Regions from separate parts of the Homo sapiens genome. Here region 2 is linked to region 1. Evidence: read pairs that join two places in POLR2A ChIA-PET (ENCODE). Cell type or tissue: A673. All regions are shown on one strand. Links, peaks and the distances in the headings refer to the core of each region. The heading gives the core; the rest is flanking DNA. Region 1 overlaps SLC12A4 (solute carrier family 12 member 4). Region 2 overlaps SLC7A6 (solute carrier family 7 member 6).

Region 1 (7,545 bases), core at 1,570-6,569:
CTGTTTGGAGTCCAAAGGGACTGTTTGGACATGGCCAGAGTTGGCCAGGGCTCAGCCTGACTCACCAGCAAGATCTCGATGGCCCCCAGGATGTACATGGCTGCTGCGAATGTTGTTCCCAGGTAGAAGCACAGGCCCACAGCACCTCCAAATTCTGGCCCCAGTGAACGAGAGATCATGAAATAGGAGCCCCCAGCTACAGCAGAGAAATGAAAGTGTGCACAGGTCAAGGCTGGTTCTTCTTCAAGGGGTCTCCCTGTGACAAGCCTGCACAACCACCCAGAGGGACAGGGACTGCTTTTCCTGTTTGTGGATGAGTAGAGGGGCTGGGAGACCTACCCAGGGCTGCACGGTGGGTAAGCATCTAGGCTGACATTCGATCCTATCCCCATCTGACTCGAATGTCCAGCACGGCCCGTGGAAATAACTGCTTTGCGGGAGCAGCTCTAGTCTGCAGCAGTGGCTGACTGGCCACCATCCTCCAATGCCCTGTGCACAGCCCACAGCCTCCTCTGGCTGGGTGTGTCCTATCTCAGCCCACCTCACCCTCCTGAGGCCTGTGCCTTTGTTAGTCTGACTCCTCCAGACCAGAGGAGGGACTGTCTCATCCAGCCTTTTGGCCCTAAGGCCCCGCACAGTGCCTGCCACCAGGTGAGTGTCCACGGCTCCCTGCCCTGAATCTGTGCTTCTATCAAAGTCTAACACCCTTAAAAGACTCAGAGAGTCATGACCAGGCCCCAGGGTGACAAGCACAGGGGGACAAGAGTCATCTCATGTTGCTGGTTGTATCTGCTGCTGAGACAATGTCTCTGGTGAAAATCTGGGAACAGGGATCAAGAAATTCTTTCAAAGAGTCAATCTTGGCTGGGCGTGGTGGCTCATGCCTGTAAGCCCAGCATTTTGGGAGGCTGGGGTGAGTGGATTGCTTGAGCTCAGGAGTTCCAGACCAGTCTGGGCAACATGGCGAGACCCCGTCTCTACTAAAAAAAGGAAATGATAAAAATATACATTTTTAAAAAAAGGCCGGGTGCAGTGGCCCACATCTGTAATCCCAGCATTTTGGGAGGCTGAGATGGGTGGACTGCCTGAGCTCAGGAGTTCGTGACCAGCCTGGGCAACACGATGAAACCCCGTCTCTACTAAAATACAAAATTAGCTAGGCGTGGCGGTGTGCACCTGTAGTCCCAGCTACTCAGGAGGCTGAGGCAGGAGAATCGTTTGAACCTGGGAGGCAGAGGGTGCAGTGAGCCGAGATCATGCCACTTCACTCTAGCCTGGCGACAGAGTGAGACTCCGTCTCAAAAAAAAAAAAATGTCAGCTGGGCACAGTGGCTCACGCCTGTAATCCCAGCACTTTGGGAGGCTGAGGCAGGCAGATGACTTGAGGTCAGGAGTTTGAGACCAGCCTAGCCAACATGGTGAAACCCCATCTCTACTAAAAATACAAAAATTAGCTGAGCATGGTGGTGCATGTCTGTAATCCCAGCTACTCGGGCGGCTGAGGCAGGAGAATCGCTTGAACCTGGGAGGTGGAGATTGCAGTGAGCTGAGATCGTGCCACTGCACTCCAGCCTGGGCGACACACTCCGTCTCAAAATAAATAAATAAATAAATAAACGAAAAGTCAATCTTTTTCATGCCGTAATCCACCTCCAGGACCCTCTCCTAAGGGAACTGCTGGGGCATGAACAAAGATTCATGTTCAAGGATGTTCATGACAACAATGTATACAATGGTGAAAAAGTGGAACCCACAGGCAGGAGAATAATCACATTAATTAGGTTATGGTGTACCATGGAGAATCCTGTTTTCAAAAAACCATTTTCGGCAGGGTGCAGTGGCTCACACCCGTAATCCCAGCACTTTGAGAGGCAGAGGTGGGTGGATCAGTTAAGGTCAAGAGTTCGAAACCATCCTGGCCAACATAGTGAAACCTCGTCTCTACTAAAAATACAAAAATGTGGTGGTCGCCTGTAATCCCAGCTACTCAGGAGGCTGAGGCATGAGAATCACTTAGAATTGCTTAAACCTGGGAAATGGAGGTTGCAGTGAGCTGAGATCATGCCACTGCACTCCAGCCTGGGTGACAGAGAGAGACTCTGTCTCAAAAAAAACCCAAAAAACCAAAATCAAAAAACTGTTTTCAACACTTGGGAAACATACACACACACATACACACGTAAACATATACACATAAATGCATATGTATATATACACACATATACTTTTGGGAAATACACACAAACACACACACACATATATATATATATATATACAATTTATGTAAATAGAGTGTGCGTGTGCAATACTTCATAAGACCCTAAGACTTATATATACCAAAAGGCGAACAGTAGTGATTTCAGGATGGTGGGATTATGGGTGCTTTTAATTTTCCATTCTATACCTTTCTGCACTTTTTTATTATTTATTTATTTATTTTGGAGATGGAGTCTTGCTCTGTCACCCAAGCTGGAGTGCAGTGGCATGATCTTGGCTCACTACTGCAACCTCTGCCTCCTGGGTTCAAGCTATTCTCTGCCTCAGCCTCCCAAGTAGCTGGAATTACAAGTGCCCACCACCATGCCTGGCTAATTTTTTTTTTTTTTTTTTGCGACGGAGTCTCGCTCTGTCGCCCAGGCTGGAGTGCAGTGGTGCAATCTCGGCTCACCGCAAGCTCTGCCTGCCAGGTTCACGCCATTCTCCTGCCTCAGCCTCCCGAGTAGCTGGGACTACAGGCGCCCGCCACCACGCCCGGCTAATTTTTTGTATTTCTAGTAGAGATGGGGTTTCACCGTGTTGGCCAGGATGGTCTCGATCTCCTGCCCTTGTGATCCACCCACCTCGGCCTCCCAAAGTGCTGGGATTACAGGCATGAGCCACCGCGCCTGGCCTTTTTTTGCACTTTCAAACCCTCTTACAGTAAACATACATTGCCCTTTTTTTTTCTTTTTTGGTATTGCTTTTATATTAACAAAAACCACAATGGCACTCTCCAACTCTGTCAAGCAGGAAAGCTCCTACGTGGGCACTGTCCTGGCATCAGGGATTGGGAGCCCACTACAGAACTGCTTGGGGCAGGGGTGTGCTATGGGGGTTCCCAGGTAGGTCAAGGCAGATACTGGGTCCTTTTCTCTTCCACCAGGCCTTGGGTGGCGCTCACTGACCTGGAACCACACCGTTGGTGGCGATGGCACTCATGGAGATGGCCGTCAGCAGGGTCTGTGGGAAGGAGGGCCTGGGTGAGCGGCTCAGCTGGGTGGGCTCTGTGGGGGCAGCCGTGGCCCATGCCCAGCCCAACCCTCCCACGCCAGGACACTCACACAACAGCAGCAGATAAGCACGATGAGGAGGGCCTGTAGCACACCTGCTGTGCCCACCATCCAGGTCAGCCGCAGGAAGAGGATAACCCCAAAGATATTCTGCAGGCAGGGCAGGTACACCCCCATGAGGGTGCCCATGCTGGGTGCCTATGCGAACACAAAGGGAGGGGGCGAGTAGAGCATCAGAGGGATGCACCATGGAGAGTCAGCCCTAGTCACTCAGCAGGCCCCCTCCCCCAGTGGGGCCCCAGGGAACACAGAGAGTAGGGGTGACAGCTAGGATGTCTCTATTGACTTTCATATAGGAAGACAGTTGAGTCTGGGAAGGTGTAAAACCTGATTCTTTTTAAAAACCCACATTGAACTTTGGAACCTTAACTCTCTCTCAAGGTACTGCCTCCTTCCCTTCCTCTCTTCTGTTAAACTTCTAGAAAGAGAGGTTTGTCTCAGATCTCCACCTTCTCACCCAGCAGGCCCTAAGTCACCCAAGCCAAAGTCCCAGAAGTCATCCCTGGCCCTCCCTCTCAACCCCCAACTCTAGTCCCGGTAGACACTAACTCCTACCCAGTCTGTCTCCCTGCTGCCCTGAGATCAGCCTGCCTTGTCCCAGCCTTAGTCCCTTGAACCTGGGGCACCTGGGTGGTACCCTCCTGAGCCTGTCAACCTCTCCACACTCCAGCCCACTCTGCTGCTATAGTAGGTCTCTGAAAGCAAGTCTAATCTCATCACCCATGCTGAAAACCCTCTGTTGTCTTGTAATCCAGTGTGCCGTCCAACTCCTTGGCTTGGGCCACCAGATGTGTCCCATCACCTCTCTTATTAGCTCCAGCCCCTGACCACATGGGTCCCTCAGATTCTGCGAACCTGAGAATGTGCTGGACTCTGCCTGGGAGAGTCGGCCCTGCCTCACGGCCTGGCAAACTCTTCAGTGAAACTGTTACCTCTCTCGGGAAGATGTCCGAAGGTTGCCTCAGGTGGAGTTGGTTCTCCCTCTCACATTCCTTTGGCATCTGATACTCCCTATCACAGTGGTCACTACAGGTCATGGTAACAGAATGTGCTTGTATATTTTGTTACTATATTAGGGCAGGCTTGGCTTGTTTATGGTTCTATCACCAGCAGGCCCTGCAGGTACCCAAAAGGTGCTTCTGAACCCAGTGAGTGGTGCTTTGGAAGCCCCTGGGACATCCTGTTGGGAAAATCCTACAGAGAAAGTGCTCAGGCTGTAGGGCAGGTGAGGAAGATCTAATACGCAAATCCAGGCAGGCTTTCTCAACTCAGGGCAGAGTAGGGGCCAGCCAGGAGGCCAGGGCAGAGGCTGAGAGCACAGAGGCTGGCTGACATCTTTTTGAGGCACTGAGCCCCCAAGAGTGCAGCCTCCGAAGTGTGGCCCTGACAGCTTCCACTGGAGCCCCAGCAAAGCCTCCTCACTGATCCAAAGGACTAGATTAGTGAAAATCATACGGGGAGAGGGGACAGGGAAGACCCACGAGACAGTGCCCGTGCTGCCCTGAAGCTAGGGAGAAGAGAACTCCATGGCCATGATCTTGTCTAGCTGAGTCACCTTAGACAAGTTCCTTAATGCCCCTCCTGAAGGGTCCTGGCCTGGGGCAAGACCTGTGAGCGACCTAAAGGACTTCAGAAGAGCCTCAGCAAAAACAAATGGCTCCTCAACCTGTCCTGCGTGGAGCAGTGCAGGGGACGGATCCCCCTCATCTGGGCTTTGTCTGAGCCCTTCTCAGAGGATGCCACCCACAGAATAGCGACAGCAAGAGCTCCCAGTCCCACCCCCATCCCAGGCTGAGTCACTCTAAGAAAAGGACAGTGTGGGAAAGGGCAGGGTGGGCCGGAAATGCTTTCTGCATCCCCAAATAACCTCTGGCAGCCTCAGAAGGTCATCAAGCCGGTGCTGGAGCTGGAGCAGCTGCTGGGGAGAGGCTGCTTTGGGTCTTGGCATGGTCTGGTCGGAGGCCCACCCTTCCTGCTTCAAGCCTTCCTTTTCCGAGGCCCCTGCTCGGGCCTGCCCTGGGTGAGGACCACAGCTCAGCAGCCCCAGATCCCTAACTTCCTACTGACTCCTTAAAGACTTGACCCAGCTCCTCCTTCTTCCATGAAAAAACTACTGCAGCTAAGACACCCAGTCACCCTCTCCCATCCTTACCCTGTGGCCAGGTAAGCTGGATAGCTAAGCTAAGCATCCTCACGGGTTCCCCATTGGGCCAAGGGATGATGGGCTCTCTCTGGCCCAGGCATCCCTCCCACATTCCTGCTGAGATGTGCACTAGCCGTTCTCAGGGGCCTCTTCACTCCCCGCCACCAGCTCCCTGGCTTGGCCTGAAGGGACAAGGATGAGGCTCTGACCTAAGGATCCTGTCACCCACTGTGGGCAGAGCACTCTCAGAGGTTGAGACACCCCTGCAGTGCTGGACAGACATGGCCAGACGCAGTTAGGGTTCTCTGCTATCTAGTCACACCTGGCTGCACAGGGTCAGGGTCAGGTCTGTGCGACCTCAAGGTATCAGCTGCCCTCTCTGAAGTGTGGGCTGGTTTGCCTCCCTGAAGGGCAAGGTGAGAGACGCGCTTCAGTGGGGTCTACCTTCTCTGCTGGCCCCACCCCAGAAAGGCCCAAATCTCACGACCAGGTGTGAGGCTGCAGGCCTGGCTTATCCCAGCCAGGAGCGCCTTCTGCTTGTGCCGACCTCTGAGAATACTACAGCCAGTGCCAGACGTCAGCTCCTCTTAAAACACCACTGCTTCCCAAACCTCAGGGAGTCAGTGTGTGGAGAGGGAGGGTCCCTAGCCTCCAAATGAAAAATGTAGAAAAATCCCCAGCCCTCAGCTACACTGAGCCGCAATGACACAGAGGAGCTAGGCAAAGAGGTAACAGTCACCCCAAAGAGAAGAGGGCTGAAGGGCCAGAGAACTGGATTAGTGACCAAAAAGTGGGACAGGAAAGCCCCACAAGGCAGCATCAGGCTCCGATCACATACACATGTCCCCTGACACTGGCACTCAAGGAACCCAGGGGGTTGTTGGAGGCTTCTGCCAATAGAGCCTTGGGCCAACACTGCGAGCAGCAGGAGGGTTTGTGACTTGCTCTGGATTGCATGACCTCCGAGAGACAACCTGGTTCCTGGCTCCAAGGGCAACACTCTTAGCCAGCCTCACACAATGTCACTGATCTGGCATTTTGCATAGTTACATATCCCACAAATCTGTCTCCCATAAAATCTACGAATCCATCTCCCAGCATTACACATTGATCTTGTCTAGCTCAGTCACCTTAGACAAGTTCCTTAATGTCCCTGACACTATTTCCTTGTCTGAAAAATGGGGATGATAGTAAGCACCTGCCTCTTGGTTTTGTTGTACAGATGACATATGAGAACCCAGGCCTGGTGTGGTACCTCGCACACAGTAAAGGCTGAGTACAGGCAGCTGTGTCTCCTGCTGTCATTCCTGAGGGGCTCCCTGGCCCTCTGCCCCCCGGGGGGATTCTCATTAGGTCACTTCTTAAAGCCTCCTGAGACAAGGCATTCAGTGCCCATCCTCCCTGCTCACTATGCTTGGCACCCACTTCCCCCAGTGTGCTCACCACCATGTGGGGAAACAGTCAATTCCATGGTGCTGTGTCTGTCTTCCCAGGTGTGGCCCCTCTGCCGCCCCAACCAGCTCACCTCGGCTGCCCTCCGGCGGGTGCCCTCCCCACTCTCGGCCTCCTCATGCTCTTTGGCGCCCTGGGTGAGGTTGGTGTAGCTGACGAGCTTTCCCAGAAGAGACGATACCTTTGGGCGGATGTCCAGCTCTTCCTGCAAACAGAGCCACAGGGCAAGATGGCATTGGGCCAGGTGGGTGCCAGCTGTGTGGAGCCAGCTGCCTGGTCCCTGGCCCTGTTCCAAGCCCTGAGACAGGCCTGGGCCTGATCCCAGTTCCTACCTGGGGAAGTCCAAGCCATCCAACTGGACAGGTGTGCACACCACACCCCAGCACGTGGCACTCAAAGGCCCAGCCCCGCGGCTGCTTCTCTCTACCCCGCCTTGGCTACAATCACTGCCAGCCCATTTGTGAAAACCACCTGCCTCAGGGGAGAGAGGGCAGGGAAGAACACGGCTGGCAGGGGGGCAATGGCATACTTCATCCTGCCTGCTCTGCCCAGCCACCTCCTGGCTATGGCTGCACCTCTAGGACTCACGCCTACCCTCCCCACAAAAAAGCCACTCTAGTC
Region 2 (7,545 bases), core at 1,363-6,362, 330 kb after region 1:
TTTTTTTTAGATGGAGTCTCACTCTGTTGCCCAGGCTGGAGTCCAGTGGCGTGATCTTGGCTCATTGCAACCTCTGCCTCCCGGGTTCAAGTGATTCTCCTGCCTCGGCCTGCTGATTAGCTGGGACTACAGGCATACGCCACTATGCCCAGCTAATTATTTTGTATTTTTAGTAGAGACGGGGTTTCACCATACTGGCCAGGCTAGTCTCAAACCCTTGACCTTGTGATTTGCCCGCCTCGGCCTCCCAAAGTGCTGGCATTACAGGTGTGAGCCACTGCGCCCGGCCTTTCTTCCACATTTTTGTTGTTATTTTTTGTTTACGGTTGCACTCCTTTGTCCTTGAATGCCCCTTTATAACATTCAGCCTGTCTGGGAGGAATTGGAAGGTTTCCCTCCGCTCTCTGTTGCCTGTGGGAAAAGAGAGTTGTGACTACTGTCAGCGTAGCTGGGAGTACAGCTTCAGATTGCCAGGCAATCTCCTCATCAGAAAGAGAGTATGAAAGGCACAGTTCTGCGAGAGGGTGCATATGTTATTCACTATTAACTTGGGTTTCAGACAACAGAAAACCTTTAGCAGCATGGCTCAAACATGTTGATGTTTGTTTCTCTCACATGTTAAAAGGAGGCAGTGTGGTTTGGATGACTTCAGTTCTTCAGGGAGCCAGGTTTATTCCTTCTGTCTTCCTGCCATCCTCAGCCTGTGACTTCTAGCTGGTGGTCCAGGATGGTTATTGAAGCTCTAGCTGTCATGTCTGCACTGTAACTGACAAGAAGGACAAAGACACTGCCTCCCCCATTTAAAGACACTTTCTGAGGTCTTATATGAAATATTTGCATACATCCCGGGAGAAAACCTGGTTGCACAGCCGTACCTACCTGCAGGAGAGGCTGGGCAATGTCAGCTTTATTTTGGACAGCCATGCCTTCAGCTAAAATTTCTATTACGAATGAAAAAGGGAAGAACAGATAGAGGAAGATAACTAGCCATGTCTGCCACAGAGACTTTGGGGATTTGTTTCTGCTTTGGCTTTCAGTTTGGATCTGCCATTTGAGTACTCCTTTCTCAGCAATAAGCTCCCAGAGAGCCTTGAAGACCCTCACGTGGGTCCCACGCTCCTTGGTGCAGGCTTGTCCAGCAAGGAAATGAGATCAGGAGAAGAGGGAAGGCTTGGATGTTTTAATTGTGGTAGCTGAATCTTAGCATCTGGCTTTAAGGCCCAGTTGTTGACTTTGTTTGAACTCTGATAGTTTATGGTAAGCTAGGGGGGCTGGGAGTTCTGGGAAGCAATAGAGGAGTAAGGATCAGATGGTGAAATTTTGTTTCTTAATTAGAATCAGGAGAACAGTCAAGGGACTTGGCTTCTGCTTGACAGACTGTTCTAGGAGCTCTCTGTTCTCTGGCAGGGCTGATAGTAGGGTGAGGCAAACGAGGTGCCTGGGGTCAGCGTTGAAGGGCGTACTCACTCTCAGGTTCCGGCATGTGGTCCCCTGAGAGTGAGTGCCTCCTTAAATTTTGTGCCCTAGGTGCCTCCTAGCTTCACACTACCCTGGCTCTGCCTTCTGGTGCTACATTGTTGCTAATGAACCATTTTTATTTTTAAACAAATTCTTTTAAAAATTTTCAGGGGCCATGCTAATCTTCTTTGCGTCGTTCCAATTTTAGTATATGTGCTGCTGAAGTGAGCACGAACTATTTTTATTTTTATCTAGAAAGAGGCGTATGTTCACGGTAAACCATGGTAAACCACAGAGTGGAAAAAGTCTCCTTCCCTCTCCACAGCTTTAGTCTTTCTCCCCAGAGGAGCCACTCTGACCAGGTGCTTTTGTATCCTTCCAGCTGGTCTATTGGAATGGACTCTGCAGGCATTTCCACAAGCAGCCTTCTTTATTCATTAGTTTAGCACATAGTTGAATTTCCACTGTGTGTAATATTTACCTGTGCACAGAGAGGACCAAACCTGTAGGACATTTATGGCAGGATAGAAGGAAGGAGAAGGATCAGAAGTGAGACCCAGTGCCAGTTAGTGGGTCTGAGGAGTGTATCAGCTTCTCTTCCCCTTGGAGCTGCAAACCAGAAGCACAGTTAGCACTGCCAGGATATTGTCAGACAGTCTCTTTCTCCATGTTTATTTCCACCTTTTTGTGTTTCTCTCCTTTTATCCTCTTCTGTCTCTGCCTCCTTGTCTCTTATCTCTCACCCCTCTGTCTCTTCTGTGTATTTTCTCGTCTTTTTTTTTTTTTTTTTTAGAGACAAGTTCTCACTCTGTTGCCCTGGCTGGAGTGCAGTGACTATTCACAGATGCTATTACAGTGCACTATAGGCCCGGACTCCTGGGTTCGGCAGTTCTCCCACCTCAGCCTCCCACACAGTTGGGACTCCAGGTGTGCACCGCTGCCCCGGCCCCCTGTCTGTCTTTTTGTCTAAGCTGCATGCCCTCCCACTTCTGCTTCTTTTTGTGTTCTGCTTCCTTCCTCTATTTACTTATGGTTTCTGTCCCTTTGTTACTAAGGGCTTGTATGTGACTTTCACTTGCTGTAGCTCCTGACCCTTCTGCCCATTACTGTTAGATTCAGTTTCTTGGTATTCCAACTCTGTGTTTCTGGGAGAGGCAATGTAACAGGCTCAACTTGGGTCCAGTGTCTGGCTCCATCAGTCATGATAGGGAAGGGGGAGCAATTCCCAAGAAGGAGCTGGGCAGGTACTTCAAAACATGGCTACTGTACTGTGTAGGGGCCTATGGATTACTGGTACCTATTAACTAGGTAATCCTTATGTTAGCTGATTGAGGCTTAACCCCATACAGGTAGCTTTGATCATCAGGGTAGGTCCCTGGGAAGACCTGCCAGCAGCATGCATTTCTTTGGGCTGCTTCTCCCCTCCCATTTGACCACTGTCCCCCTACTCCCACATCATGATTGACTAGTAAGCACCTGTGTTACTGGCCAGTGTACTGAGTGAAAGCTCTTTGAAGCCATTGAGCCTGGCACCTGCCACCTGTGTTCATTTTCACAGGCTGGCCATAGGCACTTCTCTCCATTTGAATGGAAGAATATCCAACTTTCTGACAATTTGCCTTGCTCCAGGGAATTGGAAGTTAGAGTGAAAATCTTACCACCTTGGTTCCAACCAGGGTTTATCAGTGCCCCTCTTTGCTTGGTGATGAGCTTAAGAAAACAACGTGGCCAGGCATAGTGGCTCATGCCTGTAATCCTAATATGGGAGGCTGAGGCAGGAGGATTGCTTGAGCCCAGGAGTTCCAGACCAGCCTGGACAATACAGCAAGACCCCTGTCTCTACAAAATAATTTTTTTTTAATTAGCTGGGTGTGGTGGTGTGCACCTGTGGTCCCAGCTAATAGGAGGTTGAGGTGGGAAGATCACTTGAGCCCTGGACATCGAGGCTGCAGTGAGCTGTGATCGCACCCACTCCAGCCTGGGTGACAGAGCAAGACCCTGTCTCAAAAAAAAAAAAAAAAAAAAAAAGAAGGAAAGAAGGAAAATAAAATGATATACTGCTGTTACCTTCTGAGAATTTGTGATCTTGGGAGAAGCATGACCCAATCACCTGAGGGAGAGACTTGAGACAGGTGTCTACATGATGATAGCATAGACACTAACCTGTGCTAAGAAGCAGGAATGCCATGTGGTTCAGGAGAGAAAGAGCTCAGAGAGGGGTGGGGTGGTGTATTCAGAGAAGGTTTTACAGAGGAAGAGGAAGTGGGGGCTGAACTAGACCTTGACTGGGAGTTGCTGTTGGCTATGGCAGGAAGAGGAGGGGAGGACATTTCTTTTTATGTGTGTGTACGGTACGAGTAAGAGAGAGAGTCTGGCTGAAGGAGAGAGTGCAAAGTGGGTAGGAGTAAGTGGAGTTGGCCTAGAGGATGGGCCCAAAAGATTTTGTAGTAAGATTTGAGGTGCACATAAAAGTTCTGTTTTTGTATGCTAGAGGCAGTACTCACAGATGTCACTGCGTTCCTTCCTGCTGGATATTGCTCTTATGTCGTCCCCATGGATCAGTCATTGTTTAGCAGGAGCAAAGTGCCGGGGCTCTCAGCACAGGGCCCAGATGTCACTGAAGTGTGTGAGGAGCTAGAACTTAAAGCCACGTGAGCCTAGGGAGTACTCGAGTGGGTGCGCTTCTCCATGGACTTCATTGAGAATTGGGAGGTATGGGTAGGAATGAGGGTGGAAGCGATCAGTGGGCTTGGGAATGTGAACTTAGAAATGGTAGTTAGCTTCTCTCACCTCAGTTTCCTCATCCATAAAATGGGAATAGGAATATCTGTATTTTGGAGTCGTGAGAATTGATGGAGAGGTGTATGTGAAATTGTCAGGCATATAACAGACTTTTCTTTTTCTCCTTTTTTTTTTTTTTTTGAGACGAGGTCTTACTCTGTCATCAGGCTGGAGTGCACGGCTCACTGCTGCCTCAACCTCCTAGGCTCAAGCGACCCTCCCTCCTCAGCCTCCTGAGTAGCTGGGACTACAGGTGTGCACCACCACGCCCAGCTAATTTTTGTATTTTTTGTAGGGACAGGGTTTCTCCATGTTGCCCAGGCTGGTCTCTAACTCCTGGGCTCACATGATCCATCTGCCTCAGTTTCCCAAAGTGCTGGGATTACAGGTGTGAGCCACTGCACCTGGCCTCATTTTTACACTTAATGCAAAACACTGTCTCTCTAATTTCTTAGGTAACCTGCCATCTGCATTCAAATTTACCTCACTTACTGATGAGTTTCTTTTGGCCATGAAGAGGTCTTGTGTCTCCTGTGGTTTGGAACCTTGGGAGTCTGGGTGGGAAAGAGTAGGTGAAATCACCCATCCCTGGGCCTGGGGGGAATTCCCAGAAATGGTGCTAGCCATCAGGATGTATAAGTATGTGTTCACGCATGCCTTCATATCCTTGAGCACCAGTAGTGATGGAAGTGCCTGTGTGCTGTCAGCTGGGGCGGGTGCAGGGTGTCCCCTCGCTTGCCAGTTCGCCTTGTTCTGACTGGTCCATTGGCCCCTTTGCCTTAGGCAGGAAGGGCAGAAAGAGTGCTCTCTGTAAAGAGGGGTTGGGCCCCTGTGCCCTCAACTCAAGCCTGCCAGTGACTTTGTGGTTTTCCTCCTAGGTCTGCTGACATTTGTGAACTGTGCCTATGTCAAGTGGGGCACACGTGTGCAGGACACGTTCACTTACGCCAAGGTCGTAGCGCTCATTGCCATCATTGTCATGGGCCTTGTTAAACTGTGCCAGGGTAAGTGGTGGGAAGGGGGGTACCACCAACAGTTCCTCTGGATTCCCTGAGGAGAACATGGCGACTCTGTTAGCTTCACTGCTCGGCTGTTTCTATGTACATGCTAGCATGTGTCAGTGAGTGCAAGAGATGGGAGTAGATTTCTTTCTGGGCTTTTTGGGCCAGGCTGGCTTGGCCAAGTGGACATGAGTCAGCCTGTCCCTCAGGGCTGGTTTCCTTTGGTGGAGGCTGGGAGCATTGCAGGAAGCCAGCCAAGGGCCTAGGAGCTCCTGAAGCTTGGGTCATGATTGGGTCATAAAAGTAATCTGTGGGGATAGAGTGGCTCCTGTTTGTGGTCTGTGACTGCCAAGCTACAAGTAGGAAGACTGGGCCCTCCTTGAGACAGGTGGCAGGGTATATGGAGCTGGAAGTGGGGTATGGAAATGGGTGGTTATTTTGCAGCCTTTACTTTTCATCTGGACTTGTATTCAGCAATCCCTCCCCAAGTCAGCTCTCAGAAAAATATTAAAATATTGTGAAATTGGCAGTGTCTTTCCTAAATGTTGGCTTTAGAAAGCTTTTCATTCCTGGATCAGAGAGGACTGGCAGTGAGGGTAACAGGCCTACCAAGATCTCATGAGCCCTAGAGAGGTCTTGAGGTGTCTTTAGCCACAGATATCTCAATCATTTCACAGCCCAGTTCTCTAGGTCATCAGTCCCTAAATGTGGCTGTGTACAGTCACCCGGGGAGCTGAGACCCTAATCTCAAATCTGTTGGATCACATTCTGGTTGGTGTGGAGTCTAAAAAGCTGTGCTTTTAAGAATTGCCCTTGGCCCGGCACGGTGGCTCACGCCTGTAATCCTAACACTTTGGGAGGCTGAGGTGGGCGAATCAGCAGGTCAGGAATTCGAGACCAGCCTGACCAACATAGAGAAACCCTGTCTCTACTAAAAATACAAAAATTGGCTGGGCATGGTGGTGCGCGCCTGTAATCCCAGCTACTTAGGAGGCTGAGGCAGGAGAATGGCTTGAAAACAGGAGGCGGAAGTTGCAGTAAGCCGAGATTGTGCCACTGCCCTCCATCCAGCCTAGGTGACAGAGCAAGATTCCATCTCAAAAAAAAAAAAAAAAAAAGAATTGCCCTTGTTGGGCTGGGCGCGGTGGCTCATGCCTGTAATCTCAGCACTCTGGGAGGCCGGGAGGCTGAGGCAGATGGATCACCTGAGGTCAGGAGTTTGAGACCAGCCTGGCCAACATGGAGAAACCCTGTCTCTACTAAAAATACAAAAAATTAGCCGGGGGTGGTGGTGGGTGCCTCTAATCCCAGCTACTCGGGAGGCTGAGGCAGGAGAATCGCCTTAAACTGGGAGGCAGAGGTTGCAGTGAGCCAAGATCTTGCCATTGCACTCCAGCCTGGGCAACAAGAACGAAACTCTGTCTCAAAAAACAGAAAAAGAAAAAGAAAAAAAGAATTGCCCTTGTTGATTCTTAGACTGCTGGTCTAGCCTGTGTACTTATATCAAGTTAGTAGAGCTAGCCATGTGGATGTCCCTGGAGGCTCAGGAGCATCCTGGGGTCAAATTGGGTTTTGAGTAATCCTCCCCTGAAGATCTGTTCCTTAGGGAACCACTGCTGTGTATGAGAATGGACACCCCTGAGGACAGGGGTCTCTATTTTCTCTTCTCTTGCTGCATAGCCAGCTCTTTTTACCACATGAGAGCTGGGTCTAGGCTTTCTTCAGGGTGTGACAATGGGCTTCCTTAGAAGTCTGGGTCTTGTTAAAGACCCCAGTATGTCCAGAGGGTCTCTGATCTGGGTAGCTGGGTGCTGTCCCCTGGGCTTTTGTGTCTGCAGTCTCTGAGGCCTCTGAGGAGAATGACAGGCTGGGCTGGCTCCCCGGAGGGTGGGGGTGGCTCAGGCCTAGTGAAAGATAAGGTCTCAGTTCCTCTATAGCATGTCATCTCCCCCATGCAACCATAGCTACCGCAAGTAGAGCAGCATAGAGTCCTTCCCATGAGGCTGATAAACCCATTGACCAAATTGTGCAGTAGTCTGGTCCAAGAGAGGTAGTTCACAGGAAGGTATAATTTTCAATGAAAAATGACTCCTTCATGTGAAATGGGGTTCTTGACATAAATAGGTAGAAGAGCTGGGGCTTGCTGTGAGATCATTTGCAGGAAATGGAAATTCTTTAGGGTTTTGGAAGAAGTATTGTCACATCAGAGGGCGGCCAAGAATGTCTTTGGTTTTTTATTGTCTAGTTTTATTAAAGGAATGTGAGCTTTCCTGAGGAAGTGGGTGGGGTGGTAAAGTGTAGGGAG

Evidence for each region. Peaks named below come from ENCODE experiments on the same cell type or tissue, not always from the same donor. Only the 100,000 strongest peaks of a DNase experiment are listed, where the experiment ranks them.
Region 2: POLR2A ChIA-PET joins it to region 1 with 7 read pairs; 4 of 35 experiments call an interaction of 5 or more read pairs at or near these places.

What each region holds. Positions count from the first base shown.
Region 1 is chr16:67,954,578-67,962,122 of GRCh38, forward strand. SLC12A4 (solute carrier family 12 member 4) reads right to left here. Exons shown (of 24, transcript NM_005072.5): 3 at 6,998-7,129; 4 at 3,321-3,467; 5 at 3,165-3,219; 6 at 66-196. Among named protein-coding and RNA genes, the nearest start is that of SLC12A4, 10 kb to the right of the region's middle. RefSeq lists an enhancer at 4,498-5,697. In A673, for the core only: no CTCF peak of the experiment used is centred there; no DNase peak of the experiment used is centred there; H3K27ac peaks cover 646 bases.
Region 2 is chr16:68,282,629-68,290,173 of GRCh38, forward strand. SLC7A6 (solute carrier family 7 member 6) reads left to right here. Exons shown (of 11, transcript NM_003983.6): 4 at 5,118-5,243. It also overlaps the pseudogene RNU6-1262P. Among named protein-coding and RNA genes, the nearest start is that of SLC7A6, 22 kb to the left of the region's middle. RefSeq lists enhancers at 1,594-1,733, 6,815-6,954, 6,985-7,034 and a silencer at 3,738-4,032. In A673, for the core only: no CTCF peak of the experiment used is centred there; no DNase peak of the experiment used is centred there.